3 separate regions of the Homo sapiens genome follow, and regions 1 and 3 are each linked to region 2. A link is a loop called in an ENCODE intact Hi-C map of the cell type or tissue named here. Cell type or tissue: heart right ventricle. All regions are shown on one strand. Each heading gives the region's core, and the rest is flanking DNA. Links, peaks and the distances in the headings are about the cores only.

Region 1 (7,887 bases), core at 1,269-6,268, 140 kb after region 2:
GCTCCTTCTCAGACCTGTACCTGCCACGCTCCAGGGTGTGTCTACCAGGTTTCATCCCAGAAGACCCAGCCCAGCTCAGGTCTCCCCTGTCAGCAGGCTGGGGTCACTAAACTCACAGAAGCCAGGAAGCTGAAGTCCCTGTGTCATTCTCCATCGTGGCCACACTGAGGAAGGACAGGGACAGCTCCCTTTCCCAGGCAGGAAAGCCAGGCCCCTGCCTGCCAGGTCAGGTCCACCCCACCCCCAGCAGTGACCTCCTCAAATCTGCCGCCCCTCCTCTCTCAGCCTTTGCTGCCACAGCTCCTCAGCGGTTTCGGCTGGAGGGGATCTGAAATCACAGGGGAGCCGTAGTCCAATCTTTCCTTCTAGAGTCAGGGCAGTAGAGTAGAGGGAGCATACGGTCCCACCACGGAGTGAAGACCGGAGCCCAGGCCCTGACCAAGAGCCCTGCTCTTTCTGCAGCTCCGGGGACTCCTCCAGGGCAGGGCCACAAGAAGATGTCACTTTTCTCAGCAGAAATCTGTTTCAGTGTCTTCCAGTCTAATTCCAGAGCTCAGAGTCTCTCTGCTTACTTTAGCCCAGCCCTGAGGCATTGCAGAGGGCTCTGGGATGTTCCCAGAAACTCAAACCTGGGCTTCCATTGTGGGGGAAGGAAGGACACCCCAGGCTCAGAACAGGTAGATGGGCTGGCCAAATCCCCATTCAGGACTGGGGTCAGCCAGCTGCATCTCACTCAGGCCTGGTCTCTGTCGATGCAGCTTGCTTCATCACAGACCCAGGCAAGCCCCTCCAGGACCCCCACGCCCAGCTGGGATGGCCAAAGCAATGCAGCCACCTGGGGACACTGAGGATTTCAGGGCTGCTGGGTGGTTTCCTTTCTGAAGCTGTAGCTCACAACCCCTGGCTCTCTGGTGGCCTGGGGCAGCCAGCCTGGCCCTCAGCCCCGGTGCTGGGCCCTATGCCGGCTCTCCATCAGCCATGAGGGGTTTCAGTGCCATGCTCACCAGCAATCACAGAATGGCAGAGTTAGCATATAATTTACTTTTGAAAAATAAATTAGAGTTGATTCAAGGCCACCCCTGGAATGCTGCCCCTCTCAACTGCTTGCATTCTGATGCTAACACGGGAGACCTTGATAATAGCGATAATAAGCAATAGCTGGTATTTATGGGGTACTTACTCCGTGCCAGTCACTATGCTGAGTGCTCTGTCTGCAGGATCTTGACTCTTCCTCTAACAATGCTGAAAGGCAGTGACTACTGCTACCCCCATTCTTCAGATGGGAACACAGTCTCAGAGGCATCACCCTTGCCAGCAGCTGCAATAGGGTTTGGACCCAGGCCTCTCAGTCACTGGGTGGAGTCCAGGAAGACTCCAGAAACTGTTTCTGACCCAGTGCCACAGTGTGCGCTGCACTTGGGAGGGTCACCGTGCTGGAGGTCTTGATAGAAGGCCCGGCCCCCCTGCAGTTCCCTGGGCAGTGCCAGAGTCCGGGGAGCCCCTCCATGGTGGAGCCCCTGCCTCCTCCCAACAGCCTTTCGCTCCCTATCTGTTTCAGCCACTCAAATACTATCTTCCTTCCCTCTTCTTCCCCCATGACAACACGAGTCATGGCCTGCACGGCGGGCTTTGCGTATCTGCTTGAGAGAGACCAGCTGACAAGTTCTGTTCTGTTTGGGGATCCAAAGCTCATTAACTTCACAGAACATTCTAGCTGCTTTGGTCTGGTGGGACAGGCACAGGTGGGGTGCGTTCCAGGAGACAGTGAACATGTGGAAGGCCTGAGCTTCACCACTCTCTCCCTCCCACCCCCACCAGGGCCTGAAAGCACTTTTCTCTTTCCAGGGCTTCCTGGGAATTGCTTATCTTAATTTACGTGGGGAAACTGAGGCTGTTTTCCCTGCAATCAAGTGCCTCCTCCTCTTTGTCCTAGAGATGGCCAGAGAAAACCCTGGCCCCTACATTTCTCAGGGCTGAGGAGGAGAGAGAGGAAACAGAGGACATAGAGCTGGGAGCATTTGTTTTTCCTCCACAAAGCAACTCATTTCTTTAGGCAAATGAGCTGGAGAGGGGAAGACACCGCTGGAGACCAGCAGTGATTAATTACAAAGGAAATGAGTGGCCAGCACAGCCAGGGCTTGGGGCGGGAGGCAGGGACAGGAGGGTGGGCTTGGGGCTGGCTTGGCAGCACCAGGGCCCAGGGAGGCCTGAACAAGTGCAGGCTGAGCTCAAGGAGTGCCTGCCTGGCGGACCAAGGGACACAGGGGCCGGCCTCCAGGAGGCAGAGAGGACACACTCACACAGAGCAGGCGAGACCCGAGGCTGAGAGGAGGAGGCAGGAGGGTGTGCAGGGAGCCCGGACATTTCCTTCCAGGATGTCCACTTGCTGCCCACCCAGGTCCCAGGCCACCAGCATCTCCTCCAGGTCCTGCCTTGTCCAGATGCTTCTCTTGCCTTTACATCTAGCTTTGCCCCATCCAGCATTGTCACACTACTCTCACTTAGATCCCAGGCCCTCTTGTGCCATTCCCTGACAAATGATATTAGAAGGATAATGTGAGGCCAGGCGTGGTGGCTCACGCCTGTAATCCCGGCACTTTGGGAGGCCAAAGCGGGAGGATCCTTTGAACTCAGAAGTTCAAGACCAGCCTGGGTAACCCCATCTCTACAAAAAAATACAAAAATTAGCCAGGTGTGGTGGTGTGCGCCTGTAGTCCCAGCTACTCGGGAGGCTGAGGTGAGAGGATGTTTTGAGCCCAGGAGGCAGAAGATGCAGTGAGCTGAGATCGTGCCACTGCACTGCAGCCTGGGAGAGACCCTGCCTCAAAAATAAAAATAAAAGGATAATATGGCAAGGGGCACATCAGGGTTAAGTAAGAACAGGGAATAAACACTCGTTCGATCAATGACTTCTAGTGGCAAAAATAAATGACCTGGCAGCTCACGCTAGGGGGTCACAGTCTTGGGTGTTGCTCTCAGCTCTTACCCCACGTGGGGTTGAGCAGAGGAGTTAGGGAGTTTAACTGCCTCATTCGTAGACCAAAGGCCAGAGAAGGGCTGTGGTTTGTCCCCAGCCACGTAGCTTATCTGTGGTAGAGACAGGAGTGGATTTGGTCTCCTGATGCCCATCAGGACTCTTTGCATATTCTCTTAGAGTGCCTCCTTCTGGAAACTTCCTGCAGAGCATGCTTGGCTGCTGTCCCCTTAGAAAGCCACCTAGCTCCCCCTGCAATTCCTGCTTGGGGAGCCTTAGTTATTGCATCCATCCCATAGGTATTGACGAGTGTCTCCCGTGGGGTGCCCCTTCGACTCCAGCTCCGTCCAACTCACATTTCCACCCCTCCCCAAGAGGCAGCAGGTTTCTTCTCCAGTTCTTTGCAGCACTCTGGCCCTTGCAGGGTTAAATGCAGCAGCTCCTCCCTCACTCCCCACTAACGACAAGCTTCCCTCCACGTGATGGGACACTGACTAAGAATAGAGTTTACCACTCCTGGGCTCTGCTCGGAAACGCTGCCATGACACAAGAGTTTTCCATGTCTGCCGCTCCTCGGTGTCCCAGGTCCAGGGCCCTGGAGCCTCCTCCTCAGCCTCACCAGGCCATGAGGCTGAAGGCCAGCACCATGTCAGCCTGCTTCTGAAGCCCAAATGGGGCCCAGGAGGAGTAAACAAGGGGGAACTCGCCACCTCAGAAAACTTGGTGATTTGGACTATTTGAACAGACACTATTGAGAGTCCCTCCGCGTGCACCAGGACAACCCGAGTGCCCTTTGTGCATCGGATCCTCTCAGCCCATTGCTCGGCAGAGGCAATTGAGTCAGAGAGGCAAGGGACATGTCTGAGGTCCCCCAGCTGCTAAATGGAGGAGCCAGGATTTGACCCCAGGGCTCGTTCCTTTCGTGGAGGCAACACCCACAAAGTGAAACTGGGTTTCCTTTTCACCTCTCCACTGCCCAGTTGCAGCCTCCTTACTGCCCTTTCTCCATCCCACCCCAACACTTGCCAGTGACCCTGACAATGAAGGCCAGGTTTGGTCGACAGCAAGACCATAGAAACCTTGTCTGGGCGGATGAACATTTTCATGGTGGCGGTGTGTGCGAGGCGGTTAGGAGCACAGACTCCAATTGCAGATTAGCTGGGTTGGAATCCTGGCTCTACCACTTAGAGCTGTGTAACTTTGGGTGAGTTATTTCACCACTCCGTGCCTTATTTTACTCAGTTGACAACTGTAAAATGGGAGCGTTCTAGGTTGTGAGGATTAACAGAGGGCCCCACATCTCTGTGCTCTGTTACTACTGCTTGGTTGGCAGAATGAGGGTACACAGTGTCAAGTCCCTGTGTGGTAGTGGTGCACAGAGAGGGGCTGGCCAGGCACAAAGAAGCCTCCTTCTCCAAGCTTCCTGGATGACTGGGCAGTAGCAGCCAGTGTGTGTGTGTGCGTGTGTGTGTGTGTGTGTGTGTGTGTGTGTGCCTGCCTGTGTACATGCACCTGTGAGCATGGTTGGATACTTAGACTCCTAGAATGAGAAGAGACCCCGGGGGGGTCACATCCTATCTCCCCTCTACTGCCACACCCAGTTCAGAAATCCCCTCCACATCATCTCTGACCTGTGTTCCCTCAGGCCTCGCTCACCTGCCTCCCATGACAAGAAGCGTGTCCCCTCCAAAGGCAGCCTGTCACCTACTGAGAGGCCCTGGCTCTTAGAAGGAACTTCCCTGTGCCTTCCTTCCTCCCTTCACCTGAGGGCCCCAAGTCAGTGCAGGCTTGCTGGCAAGGAGGAAGGGTCTGAGCGAAGCCCCTGCCTCTCCCAGGAACCCATCCTGGGTCACCCCGGCCCGCCAAACTGTCTCCCTCCTCTGACTTTCCCACTGATAGCAACTGTCTCCCCTTAAGAACGTTTCTGTTTCTCACCAGGTCTCCTGTCACATGGGTCCTGTTTCCCCAGCCAGACAAGGAGCCTCACGAGGACAGAGGCCTGCCTTCTTCCTCACACCCTCGGCCCTGAGTGAGAAGAGAAAGAGAGAGAGAGAGTGCTTAGAACAGTGCCTGGCCCGTGATAAGCGGGTGCCAGCTATTATAATAAGAAATACTGTTGTTACTCTTCTTATTTCCATCATCATAACCTCCACCCCCATCTGCCATGGTCTCCCCAGTGGCATAAATCAGTGCGCCCCATGGTGAGCTCCCATCCTGCCCCTCATTCAGCCAGGCGGGCAACAATAGGGGTGGAGCTATGGGGCCCTCCCCACCTGCCAGGTCCTGTTCTAAGCATCGGTCCTCGCCCCTGAGAATACTTCCATTTCACAGATGAGTAGACTGAGGCACAAAGTGGTGAAATCACTTGCCTGAGGTGGGCGGCTATAGTGGCAGAGCCGGCAGGCCGTAGCTAGAGTCCGTGCTTATAACCACATCTCTCTCCACCACTGCAAGTGCTCAGAGAAAGGTTTGGCCCTCGGGAGACCACGTGTAAGCAAGACAGAGGTGCATCCAACACTTAGGGCCGGTTCTCCAACACTGAGTCTCCTGAGCCTGGACTGGAATTGAGCTGTCATTGGGCTCATCCTCCTGCCCCAATCCTGGTAAAAGTCCTGGAAGTCCAAAGGGAGCCTTTGGAACAGGGTGACTTTGTCATGTGTCCCCTGCCTCCCTGGGGGAGGTGTGAGAGGGAGGGGAGTTCGATGAGTGGGAATGTGTCAATGTCGCTCCTAGGTGAGGAGATTAAGACCTTCCTGGGAAAGCAGAAACAGTCCAGCTCTGGAAACATGTTCCCCATCACACGGTGACAGCCTGCACCCGACCTGCAGACACTGCTCTACCAGCGCCATCAGCCAGCCCAGAAAGCGCACACACCCACACACGTGTGGGTGATATTAAAGTCATATTTTTGGTTGCTGGGGAGGCGCGGTCGTCACTTCCCCTGCCCCAGGCAACCCGCTGCCAGCTCCCCTTTTACTTCCCCACCCCACCGTGGAGTGCTTGCCGTTTGTATTTATATAGATAAATCGGCCGGGCTAATTAAAGTTCTCTTGCTGGAGAGTGAGGGAATTAATAAAAGAACTTGGAAAGGAGCCAACTGAAAGCTGGGGCGCTCAGAGCTGCAGCCAGGACCCACTGCACAAAGGAGGCCGGAGGATCCAGCAGACATGAGAGCTGCCTGGACCGGCCCGCTCCCACCTTCCTCAGGGAAAGCCAAGGATGTTCAGGGGCCCCAGGAATGAAGATGCAGGCCGCAGACACTCACTGTGTGTCTTGTGCTACAATGCCACATAACATGCATTCTCTTACCTTCAGGAGGTGTGGCTGCAGCTCTGAGTACTTGTGGTGGCAGGGAGAGATGTGATTAGAAGCATGGACTCTAGCTACAGCCTGCCGGCTCTGCCATTGCAGCTATGCCACCTCGGGCAAGTGATCTGAACGCTCTGTGCCTCAGTCTACTCATCTGTAAAAGGGAAGCATTATCGGGTGCAAGGATTGATGTTTAGAACAGGACCTGGTAGGTGGGGAGGGCCCCGTAGCTCTGCCCCTGTTGTTGCCCGCCTGGCTGAATGAGGGGCAGGATTGTGAGGTCCCCATGGAGTGCACTCACTTGTACCATAGGGGGGCCATGGTAGATGGGGATGGAGATTATGATGATGGAAATAAGAAGAGTAACAACAGTATTTCTTATTATAATAGCTGGCACCCGCTTATCACGGGCCAGGCACTGTTCTAAGCACTCTCTCTCTCTCTTTCTCTTCTCACTCAGGGCCGAGGGTGTGAGGAAGAAGGCAGGCCTCTGTCCTCGTGAGGCTCCTTGTCTGGCTGGGGAAACAGGACCCATGTGACAGGAGACCTGGTGAGAAACAGAAACGTTCTTAAGGGGAGACAGTTGCTATCAGTGGGAAAGTCAGAGGAGGGAGACAGTTTGGTGGGCCGGGGTGACCCAGGATGGGTTCCTGGGAGAGGCAGGGGCTTCGCTCAGACCCTTCCTCCTTGCCAGCAAGCCTGCACTGACTTGGGGCCCTCAGGTGAAGGGAGGAAGGAAGGCACAGGGAAGTTCCTTCTAAGAGCCAGGGCCTCTCAGTAGGTGACAGGCTGCCTTTGGAGGGGACACGCTTCTTGTCATGGGAGGCAGGTGAGCGAGGCCTGAGGGAACACAGGTCAGAGATGATGTGGAGGGGATTTCTGAACTGGGTGTGGCAGTAGAGGGGAGACAGAATGGGACCTGTGGGTCCCTTCTTATCCTAGGGGTCTAAGTATCCAACCATGCTCACGGGTGCATGCACACGCGCACACACATACACACAGGATTAAAAAAGAAAGTGGGATAAACACCTTTTGGAGCGATGGCTTCTCGTGGGCCAAAATAATGCAAAATAAAGATTCTGTTTAGTTGTGTTGCATAGGGAAGAGGCCTTGCCATGAGCGAAAATACCTCCTTCTCTGAGCATCCCAGATAACTGGGCAAGAGCAGCTTTCAGGCTGCCAGGTCAGGCCTCCACCCTTCAGACCGGAGACCCAGGGGCCGCAGTGCCAGGATCCTCCCAGCTGGGCTCCCAGCAATACTTTCGGTGCCCACAGCTTCCAGGACAGGCCATTTCCTCCTGCCTAATGAGTCAGCTGCCAATCCCTGCCAGAGGCCTGGGGAATTGCCTGCGAAATAAGTCCCGACTAATCCCTGTAGTTGGGAGTCAGGGATGCGGGCTCTCCAGGACAGAGCAGGCCTGGGGTTGTTGGGATGATGCCCCATCCTGTCTCCTGGCCTCTTTCCCACCACTCAGGCTTCAGTGACTCCTGGTGTCCCTGCTGCCCTCCAGAAAGGCTGCCTGCTGAGCTGTATTCCCCACAACACCTCCCTTTGCACTCCCTAAACCTTTGTCTGCAGAAGGCAGGGAGCCAGTGGGAAGCAC
Region 2 (7,887 bases), core at 954-5,953:
TCTTCTTCTGTACAATAGAGAAAATAAATCTTCACCTGTCTCACCGGGCAGTTATAAGGGTAAATGAGCCATCAGATGAGGCTGTGACAGGAGACAGTGCAGACGTACAGAGAAGCTGCTCCTGTCTTCCCAAGGCCCTGCTTGCGACAGGGAATGTGGTCACCTGCCCTGTGGCAGTCCCATGGGCCCTGGGAGAGGGACATTCAGCATGCTCAGAGGAGGGACTGGCATGCCCCAGTGGGGGAAGCCTGGCCGAGTGTTAACATCAGTTCAGTCCAGGTAGTGGCTAAATGTTCTTTTTTGAATGTTCAAAATATTTCGTGAATAATTTTTTTCTTTATTGAGCTATAATTGAAAAATAAAATTGTATATATTTATTCCGTACAATGGGATGTTTTGATATGTGTGTACATTGTGAAATGACTACTGCAGTCAAGCTAATGAACATATCCATCACCTCACATAGTTATCTTTTTTTTTTGTTTTGGTGGTGGAACATTTAACATCTACTGTCTTAGCAATTTTCAAGTATCTGATGTATTATTATTCACTATAATCACCATGTCATACAGTAGATCTTCAGAGCTAATTTGGCCCGCCTCACAGAAACTTTGACCTACATCTAAGTTTAATTTACATTTTAAAAAAATTTATTTAAAATATATTTTTTAGGTTTTTAGAGACTGGGTCCCACTCTGCTGCCCAGGCTGGAGTGTGGGGCTGCAATCACAGCTCACTGTAGCCTCAACCTCCCTGGCTCAAGCAATCCTCCCACCTCAGCCTTCTGAGTAGCTGGGACTGCAGGTGAGAGCCACTGTGCCTGGCCTAAATTTTTTTTTTTTTTTTGGAGACGGAGTTTTGCTCTTGTTGCCTAGGCTAGAGTGCAATGGCTTGATCTCGGCTCACCACAACCTTTGCCTCCTGGGTTCAAGAGATTCTCCAGCCTCAGCCCCCCGAGTAGCTGGGATTACAGGCATGGGCCACCATGCCCAGCTAATTTTGTATTTTTAGTAGAGACAGGGTTTCTCCATGTTGGTTAGGCTGGTCTTGAACTCCTGACCTCAGGTGATCCGCCTGCCTCAGCCTCCCAAAGTGCTGGGATTACAGGTGTGAGCCACCACGGCTGGCCAATTTTTCTTTTTAAGTATTAAAAAAGTGTTGATTGGGCTCTTCCAATGCTCTTGGTTGCTGCGAGGAGCCGCCTGCCATGTCATTCAGGCATAGCGTGTTTATGGAGCCAGGCTCTGTGCAGGATGCTGCATCTGCACCATCAGGACTCAGCCCCCTGGTCAGAGGACACATGCCCCCATGTGAATTAACTTTGTAGACTCCTCGGATGACAGCTGGCTGGGAACAGGTACATGAGGGGTTGAGGCAGAGTGACTCAGCACCCGGGGCTCTGTCAGGGATGGGTGCCAGTCCAGGCCAGGGCAGGGCTGGAGGTGACAAAGGCAGGCGGGGCCGATCTCACAGCCAGAGTGGGGCTTCCTGAAGCTCGTGGCCCTAGGTCTCTCATTGTACAGATGGGGAGACTGAGACCCAGAGGGCAGAAAGAACTTGGTCGAAGTCATGTGGAAAATTTGGGGGCTCGATCTCCACATTGACTTTATTTCCTACTTTTACCCACTCTTGCCAAGGACGTCAGGAAGCATTCTTCTGGGTTCCTTCAGTTTTCAGAAAGCTCCAGGCTTGGATTGGCCTCTGTGTCTTTGACCTGTGTTCTCAAGCTTGGAGGTCCTTGGGGTTCTGGGGAATGGATCCCCAGAGGAGCCCAGGACGCAGGATGGGCACTCTGGCTGCTGGAGCTGGCTCCCTGGCTTGTGGAGTTCGTTATGCACATCTCTTCCCAGCTCTGAGCTCAGGGACTCAGCTGGCACCTGAAATGGCTGCGGAGGGAGTATTTACACCACAGAAATTGGCTGATGCTACAACCCAGAGCTTTTCTCCTGAAGCTGGGAGTGGAACATTCAGCAGCACACCACTACCTGGGCCCCATCCACCTTCAACCCAGGCAGCTCCATGTCATCTGTTTTATGCATTGGGTCTGGGGAAGATTTCATTTGAGGGAGGGTTTAAAAAATTTTTAAAAAATCATTTATTTGTTTTAATCAATCCTGGGTATACCAAGTAAACCTATGCATTATGGACTAACCTGGGCTAACTTGTGTGTTTTGAACTGACCTCTGGGCTAGCAGGTATTCCAAGCCAACCCAGGTATTCTGGGGTACCGTGTGTCTCTGAGCTGGCTAAGTGTGTGGTTTGTATTGAAGCGTGAGTTCTAGGCTAGTCTGGGCTAAGCGATGTGTGATGAGATAACAGGCATATTCTGAGATAATCTGTGGGTTCTGGGCTCCCCTAGGAACTTGTTCCAGGTCCATCTGTAGACAAGGAACAAACTCCAGTCCCAATCCCCTCTTAGGACTTTAATGGTGGAGAGAGGCCCTCAGTTCTCCTTCTGATAAATGAGAACTAGAAGCTACCAAGAAACTTGGAGCTCCTTTGAAAGCGAGTGCCTGGGGTGGCTTGGAAGGTCCAGAGCCAGACTCCTCCTGGACTCCTGTGGGAGAGAGAAGACGCAACTGCTCCTGCCTGAGTCAGCAAGGCTGGGCTGGGTGCATGACCCACTGTGGGACCATTGTGGGCTCTGGGGAGGACGCCAGACAACAGGAGAGCTCTCTCCCTTTCTGAGTTTTCTTCCAGAAGGAAGGCAGGGACCTCATTAAGGACGTGGGTCTACCAAGTCAAGGATACATTTTGGAGTCACTGGTGCATATAATGAAACTTAGAGCTATGAAGTTAGACGGGCTTAGAGATGTTTGAGGCCTGCTACCCAGGACATTCGACTTTAGGAGCTCAAGGCTATAGGAGACAGGGGGAGCAGCCACAGGGCAGATCAAGGGGACAAGGCACAGGGGCAGGTGCCTGGAGCTCAAGAGAGATGAGGGCTGGGAGAGGTTCCAGGAGGCGGGGGCACAAGAGACTTAGAAAGGTGGAAAGGTAGCAAGTCTGGGCAGTGAAGTGTGGGCTGTTTCATAGAGGGCTCTGAGTATCAGCACAGGGAAGGGTTGCTCCATTCTATCAGCAATAGGGAGCCATCGAAGGTTGGTGAGCGGAAGACAGGCATGAAAGACATGGCAGGCCTGGGGGCCCACTTGGTGACTGCAAATAGGAGAGAGAGAGGGCTGGAGGTGGGGACTAGGCTGTGCCCAAGCTAGGGTCTCGACATTAATTTAGGTTTTGGGGTGATCTTGAACCTCAGTTTCCTTTTGTTTCAAGTGGGGTAAAAATTCTAACCCTGCCAAATGGGCCGTTTTGTGGCGGGGGCGCTGACGTGCTCCATCTTCTCTGGGCGCCACGACCTGCCATTCCGACTCTGGCCGCTGGGTGGCAGCCGGCCCCCAGCAGCCCCACCCTCAGCCCTGGGACTGGGTCAGGGGGACTTTCCTGCGCGGTGACCGGGCTCAGGACCACCCCCATCCCAGCCTACAGTTTTCAGGAGGAGCCTTCGCTCCTTACCATCCCACCAGCTCCTGTCCACTTGGAGGCTCCAGGGGCCTCGAGGCCATGAATGAGAACTCACTGTCCACACTGCCCGTCCACACTGCCCGCGTGGGGCCTTTCTCTGGGGCAGCTCTGTGCCAGGCATGGGGCATAGGGGACGTTCTTCATAGGGATGCCAGATTTAGCAAATAAATGCAATACTTGGGATATAATTGTACTAAAAATTATTCATCATTAATCTGAAATTCAAATTTATCTGGCAACTCAGCCCCTATGCCACTGGCCCCCATCGGAGGAGGCCAATCACTCGCACATCCACCCTGAGCACAAGGTGCCTGCCAGCCCGGGCTGTCAGGCCGAGGACTGGCAGAGAGGGAGCTGGCACAGCTCTGCGGGGACCAGCCTCTGCTCACGTCAGCTCCCTGGATGCTGTCCACCTGCCCGTCTACCCGTCTGACTCCCCTCTCAGGACTGGCTGGGCTCTGAGGATGCAGAGACCACCGCCACTGTCCTCACGTTCTCTTGGGCTCTATTTCCATCCTTCCAGTTCCCAGCCATCCGGCGTCTCTGCAAGGCCTTTGTGAGTCTGGTGTGGAGCCAGACGGAACCCACAGCTCCTGCCTGCTCTGGGGGCCCTGCCCTTGGCTCAGCCTCTGTGGTGCACTCTGCCTGGGCTCATGCACTCCTCTCACCACCCCTCAACTGGACCAGGGTAGCCAGAGGGCTGCCTGGGTGGCTCAGTGTCCCTGGGAGCATTGGCAGTGAGCCTTCATCAGGATAGTCACGTGCCTGAGCAGGACTGGGGAGGGCAGGGAAAGGAAATGGGGAGGCAGGAGCTGGATTCTGGGGCACTGAAAATCAGCGGGGAAGAGGAGAGATCTTTCTAGCACATGGAGACATCATCTGTCTCTCTCCTCACCTTCTCGGAAAATATGAGGCTCTGAATCCAGAAGTCTGGCTCTGGGACGCTTCCAGAGACCAGCTGGCCTCGCCTCCTGCTGGATGCTAGATGTGGAAACTGAGTCCCAGAGACAGTTAGCAAGCAACCCAAGTGTTGTCCGGCTCCCTGTCTGAGCTTGGTCCCTGCCTCCTCCAGGCTGGCATCCGCCTCTGGCTCTTGGGCTTTATGAGGCACTTTCTGTCCCTCAGGGTCCCCAGCAGACCATCTGCAGTGATGCAGGCCCGGTCCGGAAGACGTGGCCTCATCCACTGTCTTCACTAGGAAGAAGATTCATGAGGCAGGTGAGTTGGTTTAAAGGAACCTGCAGTCTTTTTATCACCTTGATGGCTACGACGGATTTTGTTTCAGGGAGTATCTGTAAGACTTTAATTAAATCAGGAACTCAGGCCCGGCCAGCTTCCCTGCTGCTTATCAGCTTCTTAAGGCCGTGATTCATTACCCAGGATTATTATTTTTCATCCCTGAAATAATCTTTAAAGGCCTTCTATCAGGGAGATTAAAGCCATAAGTCATACACGCCCACGTGCATGCTTTGTTTTCTCTGCACATGGGTGGTGTAGAGCCACCCAGAGGACTGGGCCATGGTGCTGCCCCAGCCTCCTGGGCTCCTGCTGGGCCCTCTGCTGCCAGGACCAGGAGTGGGGGGAGTATCTGGTTGGCATGACTCTCTGGCTGGGCAGAGGTTCGGCCGTCGTTGTGGGTGCTGAGGTAGCCTAGGCAGGTGGGGAGTGGGTGAGAATGGAACTCCCTGCTTTATGATTTTTCTCCTTCTTTCATTTAACAAATGTTCATTGGCCCCCTGGGCCACTTCCTGTTCTGGGTGCTGGGCAGAGCAAGACAGATGACACGCCTTTTGGGGATACGGACAAGTAAGTGAGCGATGACACCACATTTATTTCTTACTCTGCCTCCAAGCCTCTTTATCTCTTTGCCTTGACTCTCTCTCCCTGTCTTTCTCTCAAATCACAGAAGCAAGGCTTTCTTTTCCAACGGGAGGTAGGATTGCTTACTGGAGGTAGTGGCTTTTGATCTCATGTTGAATTATTCACTGTGAATCTCCCCTGAGCCAGTTTCAGGGGCAGCACGGTCTCAGTCTCGATCCCTAGGCCCTTAAGAATTAACAAAGCCTCCAGCTCAGCCTCTAATGGGGACAAAGGTAACTGGGGGTTTAGAGAGAGGAGGGTGGGCTGCCTGGAGGAGGTGGCTGTGGGGACTTGGAGGTTGGACTGCAAAGAACTTGAACCTAGAGCACGACCTTCCCTTCTCTGGTTGCAGAAGGCTCCAAGTGGATCCTAAACCCTAGGGCTCAAGTGCCTGCCTCGCCTCTTTTTGAGGTAAAATATGCACTGCTGAGGTTCAGCCCTTGATAGGCGCTCCCACGTGTTGGAGCCCTGTGCTCACTGTCAGGCCATTAAGCTGCTAGTCACACGGCCAGATTCCATGGCTTTGGAAATGTTACTGTATTTGTGCAATGTTGTTTTGAGTCATAGTTGCTCGCAGGGTCGGCGGGCTGCCCCTGATTGTGGCTGCTGTGTTTGGGGAGGGGAGCAGGAGATGGAGCTGGGGAAAGCCTCCTATGAAGTCCCAGGGGACTCAAGAGTCCCACCGCACCTGCTAGACAGTGGGGCAGGAGTAGCCACAGGCACTCGTTTGCATGAGCTGACCTTTGAGGAAAGTGTGTATGGGAAGAAGAAATCCCAAGCATGGTTGTGGGTGGACAGAGATAGGGTGAGGGGTCTAGGGAGCTGGGGACCTGAGATGAGAGTCGGCCCCTTCCCCCCAGCTCAGGGCTGCATCAGACTCTGTAGTCCAGCATGTGACTTTCCTTCCTTTCCTTGAATATGTCTTGTCTTCTTCCCCTGCCAGGTCTCTGCACATCTCTTTCTACTGCCACGTCACCTGGGGTCATCCGTCCATCTCAGTGTGCCACACTGCCCAGATGAGGTCAGGCCCCTGTTAATTGCCACCCCTGGAGTGACTTTGTGCCATGACTTTGTGGGGCCAGGCTCCCTTTGTGGTTGTCAGTCCCATGAGAGTTGGACTGTGGTTGACAGTTCATGGCTGGGCCCCTCTACCTGGCACAGAGCAGACCCTCAAAGAGTGTTTGCCAAAGGAAAAGATGAACCGAGGGAAGTGCGGTCACACTGGAGGGCCTTTGGAGACAGGAGATATGGGGGTCCCTGCTTTAGGTCCCTGGTGGTCCAGCATGGCCTGACCCAGGGAGAGAAGCATCCCCCAGCCCACTTCTGTCCAGAACACAGAGGGCCTCATGATGCAAAGAGGACTGAAGGGTTGACCTGGGAAGGGATCAGACCTGGGACCCCTACTCCTTTCTCATGAGGGTACACATGAGGCCTGGGCATGAGCACATAGGAGAGGTCCCTCCCTTACCCTCCCTGGGCCCCCCACATCTTCCTGGGGTGGGGCGGAAGCTGCAATGAAGCGGGTGGAGATGGTGCAACCCATGATCTGGGGGTGGACACTCTGTGACCTCCTTTATCCCACACTGGCCAGGTTGGAAGACGTTTATATTTATATTGATTTGTGTCACCCACGATGACTTCACTTTCTGAAACAAAACTCAGAAATACATGCAGAATTGTTCCAATCCAGGCCACGCTGATTTTCTATAACATCTGCTCCCAATACTATGTTGCACGATGTGTGTGGGTGCGTGAGAAGCCCCGGGATTTTATTAGACAGTGATTGAGTTTCGGGGGGCTGTGGGCTGACCTGCAGTTCATCCAGGAGTTGGGGTGGGGGAAGCCGACTGTGGAGAGGCAATTAGCTGGTGATTCTCCAGAGGCAAAGCCTCTGTCATCACAGCCCCTCTCACCTGCGCCCGGCCTGCCTCCGTGCTCCAGGCTGCGTGTGCACTGCTTCCGACAGCCTCCCAACAACCTTGGCGGGTAGTTGCCACTCTCCCATTTGACAGATGAAGGAACAGAGACCCCAGGGTGCCTCATTCATTCATTCATGCATGCATTCATTCATCAAAAGCTTTATTGTGGATCCAGTGTGTTCTGAGCCCATGCGTGGAAGTGAGGGAGCTGGGCTAGAACTCAGCCCCGTTGGGACCTGAGCTGGTGCCCTGCTCTGTCACAGGCCTTTCCTCTTCCTGCAATGCTGCTGCCCAGAAATGGGCACCTCAGAGGCGCCTGATAAAATCCCAGGGACTGACCGAGTTAACAAGCCAAGGAGATGGCAATGCAGGCAGATGGGGCCTGGGTGGCAGGGCTGGACCCGGGCTCAGAGGCACAGGCACTGGGGTCTGGCCTTTGGGATGCTTGGAATCCAGCCCCGTGCTGGTCCCAGCCCTGTGCCACCCCCTCTGCAGGCTCCACTCCCACTAAATCCTGCCGGAAAACGTAAAACCTTAACAGTCCTTCATCTTCCTGCCTCCCCTGAGCCCTCAATTCCCCCCA
Region 3 (7,887 bases), core at 1,269-6,268, 200 kb after region 2:
CATGAGCTATGGTAGAGTCCTTCCTCCTTAACTTTTTTTGAATAGTTTTAGCAGGAATAGTACCAGCTCTTTGTACATCTGGTAGAATTCAGCTGTGAATCTGAGTGGTCCTGGGCTTTTTTTGGTTGGTAGGCTATTTATTACTGATTCAATTTTGGAGCTCTTTATTGGTTTGTTCAGGGGTTCAATTTCTTCCTGCCTCAGTTTTGGGAGGGTGTATATGTCTGGGAATTTATCCATTTCTTCTAGATTTTCTTGTTTATGTGCATAGGGTGCTCATAGTATTCTCTGATGGTTATTTGTACTTCTGTGGGGTCTATGGTAATATCCCCTTTGTCATTTTTGATAATATTTATTTGGATCTTCCCTCCTTTCTTCTTTATTAGTGTAGCAAGTAGTCTCTCCATTTTATTAATATTTTTCAAAAAGCCAACTCTTGGATTTGTTAATCTTTTTAATGGTTTTTTGTGTCTCAATCTGCTTCAGTTCAGCTCTGATTTTGGTCATTTCTTGTCTCCTGCTGGCTTTGAGGTTGGTTTTCTCTTGGTTCTCTAGTTCTTCTAGTTGTGATGTTAGGTTGTTAATTTGGGATCTTTCTAACATTTTGATGTGGGCATTTAGTGCTATGAATTTCCATCTTAACACCACCTTAACTGTGTCCCAGGGATTCTGGTATGTTGTATCTTTGCTCCCAGTAGTTTCAAAGAACTTAATTTCTGCCTTAATTTCATTATTTACCCAAAAGTCATTCAAAAGCAGGTTATTCAATTTCCACATAATTGTATGGTTTTCAGTGAATTTCTTAGTCTTGATAGCTCATTTGATTGTGCTGTGGTCTGAGAGATTGGTTGTTATGATTTCAGCTCTTCTGCATTTGCTGGGGAGTGTTTTATTTCCAATTATGTGATTATTTTAGAGTATGTGCAGTGGGGTGATGGGAAGAATATATATTCTGTTGTTTTTGGGTGGACAGTTCTGTGGCTATCTATCAGGTTCATTTGATCCAGTGCTGAGTTCGGGTCCTGAATATCTTTGCTAATTTTCTGCTTTGATGATCTGTCAGTGGGGTGTTGAAATCTCCCACTGTTACTGTGTGGGAGTCTAAGTCTCTTTGAAGGTCTCTAAGGACTTGCTTTATGAATCTGGTTGCTCCTGTGTTGGGTGCATATATGTTTAGGATAGTTAGGTCTGCTTGTTGAATTGAACCCTTTACCATTCTTTGTCCTTTTAAATATTGGTTGGCTTAAAGTTTGTCTGCTATTAGGATTGTAATCCCTCATTTTTTCTGTTTTCCATTTGCTTGGTAGATTTTTCTCTGTCCCTTTATTTTGAGCCTATGGCTGTCATTACATGTGAGATGGATGTCTTGAAGACAGCATGCCAATGGGTCTTGGTTCTTTATCCAGCTTACCACTCTGTGCCTTTTAACTGGGGGCATTTAGCCCATTTACATTCAAAGTTAATATTGATATATGTGGATTTGATCCTGTCATCATTATGTTAGCTGGTTATTATGAAGACTTTTTATATGGTTGCTTTATAGTGTCACTGATCTGTGTACTTCAGTGTATTTGTGTAGTGCCTGGTAACAATCTTTCCTTTCCATATTTAGTGCTTCCTTCAGGAGCTTTTGTAAGTTCTGGTGGTAATGAATTCTCAGAGCATTTGCTTGTCTGGGAAGGATCTTATTTTTCCTTTGCTTATGAAGCTTAGTTTGGCCAGATATGAAATTCTGGGTTGGAATTTCTTTTAAGAATGTTGAGGTCAGGAGCGGCATCTTATGCCTGTAATCCCAGCACTTTGGGAGGCCAAGACAGGTGGATCACGAGGTCAAGAGATCAAGACCAGCCTGGCCAACATGGTGAAATCCCATCTCTACTAAAAATACAAAAATTAGCTGGGCATGGTGGTGCATGCCTGTAGTCCCAGCTACTCAGGAGGCTGAGGCAGGATAATCACTTGAACCTGGGAGGCAGAGGTTGCAGTGAGCCAAGATTGTGCCACTGCACTGCAGCCTGGTGACAGAGCGAGACTCCATGTCAAAAAAAAAAAAATGTTGAATATTGACCCCCAATCTCTTCTGGCTTGTAGGGTTTCTGCTGAGAGGTCTACTGTTAGTCTGACGGACTTCCCTTTGTAGGGGACCTAACCTTTCTCTCTAGCTGCCTTTCACATTTTTTCCTTTCATTTCAACCTTGGAGAATCTGATGATTATGTGTCTTGGGGATGATCTTCTTGTGAAGTATCTTACTGGGGTTCTCTGCATTTCCCTCTATTTGAATGTTGGCCTCCCTAGCTAGGTTGGAGAAGTTCTCATGGATGATATCCTGACACATGTTTTCCAAGTTGCTTACATTCTCGCCATCTCTTTCATGACACCAGTGAGTCATATATTTGGTCTCTTTGCATAGTCTTATATTTTTCAGAGATTTTGTTTATTCTTTTTCATTCTTTTTTCTCTATGCTTGTCTGACTGTCTTATCTTCAAGCTCTGAGTTTCTTTCATTTGGCCTATTCTGTTATTAATACTTGCGATTGCAGTATGAAATTCTTATATTATGTATTTTAAGCTCTATCAGGTCAGTTATGTTCTTTTCTATACTGGCTATTTTGTCTTTCAGCTCCTATATCATTTTATTCTGATTCTTAGCTTCCTTGGATTGGGTTTCGATATATTCCTACATCTCAATGGTCTTCATACCTCTCCATATTCTGAATTCTATTTCTGTCATTTCAGCCATCTCAGCCCAGTTCAGAACCCCTACTGGAGAGATGGGGCAGTTGTTTGGAGGAAAGAAGGCACTCTGGCTTTTTGAGTTGTCAGGGTTTTGCACTGGTTCTTTCTCATCTGCGTTGGCTTATGTTCCTTCGATCTTTAAAGTTGCTGCCCTTCGATATTTTTATCTTATTTGATGACCTTGGGGGTTTGATTGTGGTATAAGATGGATTTGGCCAACTGGCTTTGTTTCTGGAAGATTTTAGGGGGCCAATGCTCAGCTCCCAACTCCTGGTCTGTGTGCTTTAACTCTGGGGGACTTGTATTGGGCCCCAAATTTGTTCTCTGGCTCCTTAAGAATCCACTGCCCTGGGTTGGGGCTGAGGTGCTCTCAGACCACTGGTCACTACACTCCAATGGGTGGTATCAAAGTGTTTTGTAATGTGACAGCAAAATCTGTCCTTGTTTGTACACGCCAGTTGCAGTAGCGGTGCAGCAGGGTGGATGCTCATCAGCTGCGGTAGGGTGCTAGCAGGTGCTGGGGTGCCTGACACCATGTGCGCATTCGCCACAGTGGTGGAGGCAATGCAGCTGGCAGGGAAGGGGGGCCCCTGCTGGCTGGTGACCATCACACTGGTGGTTGTGTTGACATGGGGAGAAGAGCACTGGCAGATGCAGGTCTGTGTACATTCCTTTTGCCAGCAGGCAGGGGTGGTTGCTTAGCGTGGAGGAAGATCCACTGTTCTCTGTGTCTGGTTTCACTCCCATGGCAGTGTTGGTGCAAGGGTGGGGCACTGGTGGCTGGTTCTGTGCCCAAGGCTCTGACTACAGTGGCAGTTGGCAGGGGGAGCGGGGGCAGACTACACTCCTGATGCAGCAGTGGCTGGGCAGGGTGCAGGCACACAGGCACGCTGGCAGGGCAAGGAAAGTAAATACTGCCCGTACACACATACATCAGCAAATCAATGTGAGGGGTTGCCGTGGGCCTGGGGGAAACTGCAGTGTGGGGAAGGAGCTTGTGTGCTGGTGTGTGGATGTGGGGGCCGACCTGCTGGAGCTTTCCACCAGTAAGGCACTGTCCACCAGCACAGAAGCTATGATGTAGGCCCCCAAGGCACCTGAGGCTGCCCTGGAAGCAGGCGCAGCCAGGCTGGGGCCCCAGGCGAAGCCAGCAGACCAAGGGGTGCTCAGGGCTGACCAGGCTTATCTGATGAGCAAGACTGCCCTGCAGAGTTCAGCCCCAACAGTTTCCCTTGGGCTGAAGTATCCTACTGAAGCAGTCAAGCCTAGGGGCATGGCCATCCATGGCTGTGCTCCACTACAGAGGCTCCCACATCAAACCCCCTGGGCTCCATATCAGCTGGCTTGCTATTCCTATCACTTCTCTAAGCTGCTCTCCCTGCCAATTCGAGTGTCTGTGGGGGTCAAGGGGTCTCCTCCTCCTGGTGGGATTCCAGAGGCTTGTGGTGAGAGCAGGTTGCTCCTTGTCAGTTCAACTCATCCATTCCCCTGGAGTCACTGGGGGTCAGGAACAAGTCCTGCTGTGTGGTAGCCCCATGCAGTGTTCCCAGCTTCCTCATGCTTCGGCCCAGCTTTCGTTCTTCCCTCCGTCCATTCTCAGTGTCTTCCCTCTGAAGATCTGTTAGTGCGCCAGGCTCTCGGTCCCTCAGTGGCAGCTGCTCCACCTGGCTGCGTCTAGTCAGCCATTTTGCCCTCTGTTATGATACTGGGAATTTAAAAAGCTCCCTTTATAATTCTAATGTGCAGCCACAGCTGAGAACTGTTAACGTGGATCATCTATAAAAACACCTATTCATAGAAAGAATCTGCCATTTGCAGAGCACTTACCACGTGTCAGGAGTTCTGCTGGGTATTTTACTTATCTCACCGAATCCTCGTAATAACCCTATGACATGGGTACTATGGAGGCTGAGGTGCAGGGTGGTTAGTGACCTGCCCCCAGTCACGCCAGCAGTAAGAAGAAGAGCTGGGATATGAAACCAGCTGCCTGACTCCAACAGCTCTTTCTACTCCCTGGCACCGCCGTGTCTTCTGACACTGCAGATCAGAGGCTGGGCTGCCTTACACTGGGTCCTATGGAGGCTGGGCAGGCCCCTGGCCAGGAGGTCCTGGACAAGAGCTGGGCTCGGCTCCTGACTTTCCAGGGGCCCCACTGAAGGGCTGTGGGCTGTGGAGGCCCTTTCTCACCTGTCCCTCAGCTCAGAGCCTTCCCGACCCTTCTGTTCCCATCTCTGCTCTTGCTTGAAGCTGCTGAGAAAGCACTGCTGGCCTCTCGGAGGGCTCTCCTCATTCCATGAAGATGAGGAGCTGCTCCACTGCTCCAGGGATGGCGCAGCTAGAGCTACTTGGTAAGGGCAGACTGGCAAGGGGGAATGGTTTCCCTGGGTCCTCCGCCCCTGTCACACTTTTGGTCAGGAGAGTTGGACATGACAGGAGATGGGGTTGCTTTCAGAGGTGATCATAGAGCTAGCAGGATCCTTAGAGACTATTTACCCAATGCTTTTATTGTGGGGTTGGAGGAGCCACACCCAGAGAAGCCAAGGAACTATCCCAAGGCTATTCAGAGACCTAGAGGAATGGGAGTAGCCAAGTTCCCCAGTCACCTGCCCATTCCTGCTAGGACACAGCCTAAGAGACTCCAGCTGCACCTAGCACCCCTGCCAGTGAAAGTTCAGCCAGGAGGGTTGAGGTGACCTGCTCAGGGTCTCTGAGCAGGCTGGAGCAGCGGGCTGAGGGCTCTGCGATGGGGGCAGCTGCTCCAGGAAGGCTGAAGGGCTGCTCCACCCTGGTTCACCCTCCTTTTCAGGGGCCTTGATTGAGGCATGTGGTTCCCTTGGAAACAGACTGGCTTGTCACCTGGGGTCAGCAGCACTTAATCTGCAGTTACTGCAATTTTTATTCTAGTGGGGGAGGGGATTCCAAACTCCCCCTTTACATTCCTCCACCACCTCCTACACCCATTGCTTCATGAAAGCAGATATCCCCTCATTCTGTTTCCGTGTGCGCACGTGTGTGCTTACGTGCACACATGTGTATACACACATACGAGTCTCCCAAGCTCAGAGAGCTTTTAATGACTCTGTTTTCTAACCCCCAACTGAAATGGAACAATCATGTCCTTACCAATTCTTTGTGGCCCAAGTTTTCCCAAGAACCAGAAATGGAACACCGTTTTCTTTCAAATGCTATCTCCATAGCATTACAATCAGATTAGGAGTGGGATGGAGAAAACAGGCCAGATAATACATTTTCCTTGCCCTTCCACCTCCTGAAAGACTTAAACCTGTGCAAGGACAGTCAAGGGTATGTTGAGGCATTACTTTGGACACACTGATGGTTTAAATCTGTATTATAATTCATCAGCATACACATCGCTCCTGGTGTGATTTACACCCTTTGAGGGCTGGCTTCCTGTCTGATTCCCTGCTGTGGCTCCCTAGCACCCTGGGGCCCAGTGGGGTTGTGCTGAATAAAGATCCCTTGCACTTCAGGAAAACCGAGGTGAACATGTTCAGAGCAAAGACGGATATGGCCCCTCATCCTGTGCTGATGCTGACCTTGGAACACAGCTGCTATCAAGGAAGACAAGGAGAGGTTCTAACATGTAGACTATGCTTTGAAACCTTAGCCTTTATAAAACTATGACAGTAAGAAAAATCTGACATGGTTGACTCCATCTTGCTTCTAGCCTCACAGGTTGGCTGTCTTTACTCATTCCTGGGTGTGGGCCAAGCTAACTTTGGGAGTAGTTTATAGTTTAAATAATAGTCCTTCCCCAAAACTAATCTGTTCTTGTAAAACTAATGAAAGGCCAACAGGTTAGGAAAATGAGAGGCACTTGGATTCTAAATAACTACCAGCCATTATTCCGGAGGTCATAAGATTTGCAACTTCCCAGTTACTCCTGCAGATAACATCACTATTGTGGAACCCAAGATTGGCCTTTTGAGATGTCTTTTCAAGTTTTTATGTTTCCAACAATCGGGTGGCCCCACCCAGCAACCAGTCCTGTGGCCCCCATCCAGGAAGTGATTCAGCACAAGAGGACAGCTTCAATTCCCTATGATTTTATCTCCAACCTAACAAATAAACATGCCCCCTACCCTAGCCCCCTGCTCACCAAGCTATCTTTGAAAAACCCCTAACCTCTGAGCCTTCAGGGAGATTGATTTCAGCAATAACTCCGTCTTCTGCACGGTATGATCAGCCTCATGTCTATTAAACTCTCTTTCCTACAATGCCATGGTCTCAGTGAGTAGATTTTGTCTGTGCAGCAGGCAGGAAGAACCTGTCGGGTGGTTACAGATTTACTAAGGACCCAGGCAGAGGCTGGAAAGAGAGACACAATCAACACCGAGAGGCAAAAGGGCCAAAATGGATGTGTAGTTTGCAGGCTGGCACCCGGAATGAGGATAAATTATGGAGAAAAAGCTCCACTAAAAAAATAACAAAATAACAGCCACAAAGGGACTTTTAACCACATGCAGACTGGAAGGTCTTGATGGTGCAGAGTGAAACCGGGACAGAGAAAGCAGAACCCTCAAATCCTGTCTTGCATCCTTCTTTAATAAAGAGAATAGACGAAACCTGCAGGGCTTTTGGTGAGCACCTGAATGGCGGGGAGGACAAGACACATGATGAAATAAATGCATGCATTTGATTAAAGAAATCAAAGCCATATGCAAAGATATTTTTAAAGAATCAAAATTTCCCCCCTCCCCAAACCCCAGTCCTATTCTTCAGAGGTATTTGCATTTCTTATATATCTTTCAAGATATATATTTTTATAAATCCATAGCATGCACACACACAGACACACACACACACACAGCCATATTGCCAGGCTGTTTTGTAGCTTTTTTCCACCAAATGTGTCGGAGCTCTTTTTATATAAGCGCAGGTAAGTCTATTTCATTCTTTCTAGTGGCTAATGCTAGTTCAGTTAACAGGTAAGCCAGTGTGACCAGCCACCTAGTGACTAATGTTTAATTTGTTTCTAATGCTTTCTCAATCTTGCAATGAATATCCTAGTACATATATATTTGTGTTATGTGATCAGATCCCTAAATGCAAAGGCACAGGCATTTAAATTTTTGATCAATATTATTAAACTACACTTCAAATATAGCAATTTACACATTCAACAACCA

Evidence for each region. Hi-C counts contacts between places; a loop is a spot of excess contacts. Peaks named below come from ENCODE experiments on the same cell type or tissue, not always from the same donor. Only the 100,000 strongest peaks of a DNase experiment are listed, where the experiment ranks them.
Region 1: a loop joins it to region 2, with 2.8 times the contacts of the local background. A loop is called at or near these places in 20 of 110 quality-filtered maps.
Region 3: it touches region 2 in a loop (15-fold over the local background); 3 of 110 quality-filtered maps call a loop at or near these places.

The regions. Positions count from the first base shown.
Region 1 is chr10:71,061,422-71,069,308 of GRCh38, forward strand. No RefSeq gene overlaps it. Among named protein-coding and RNA genes, the nearest start is that of LINC02622, 130 kb to the left of the region's middle. RefSeq lists an enhancer at 503-1,268. In heart right ventricle, for the core only: a CTCF peak has its summit at 3,181 (motif pointing left); no DNase peak of the experiment used is centred there; H3K27ac peaks cover 3,447 bases.
Region 2 is chr10:70,922,476-70,930,362 of GRCh38, forward strand. No RefSeq gene overlaps it. Among named protein-coding and RNA genes, the nearest start is that of LINC02622, 13 kb to the right of the region's middle. In heart right ventricle, for the core only: CTCF peaks have their summits at 3,383 (motif pointing right) and 3,596; DNase peaks (open chromatin) are centred at 3,376 and 3,958; H3K27ac peaks cover 399 bases.
Region 3 is chr10:71,121,751-71,129,637 of GRCh38, forward strand. No RefSeq gene overlaps it. Among named protein-coding and RNA genes, the nearest start is that of UNC5B, 87 kb to the right of the region's middle. In heart right ventricle, for the core only: no CTCF peak of the experiment used is centred there; a DNase peak (open chromatin) is centred at 3,481; H3K27me3 peaks cover 270 bases.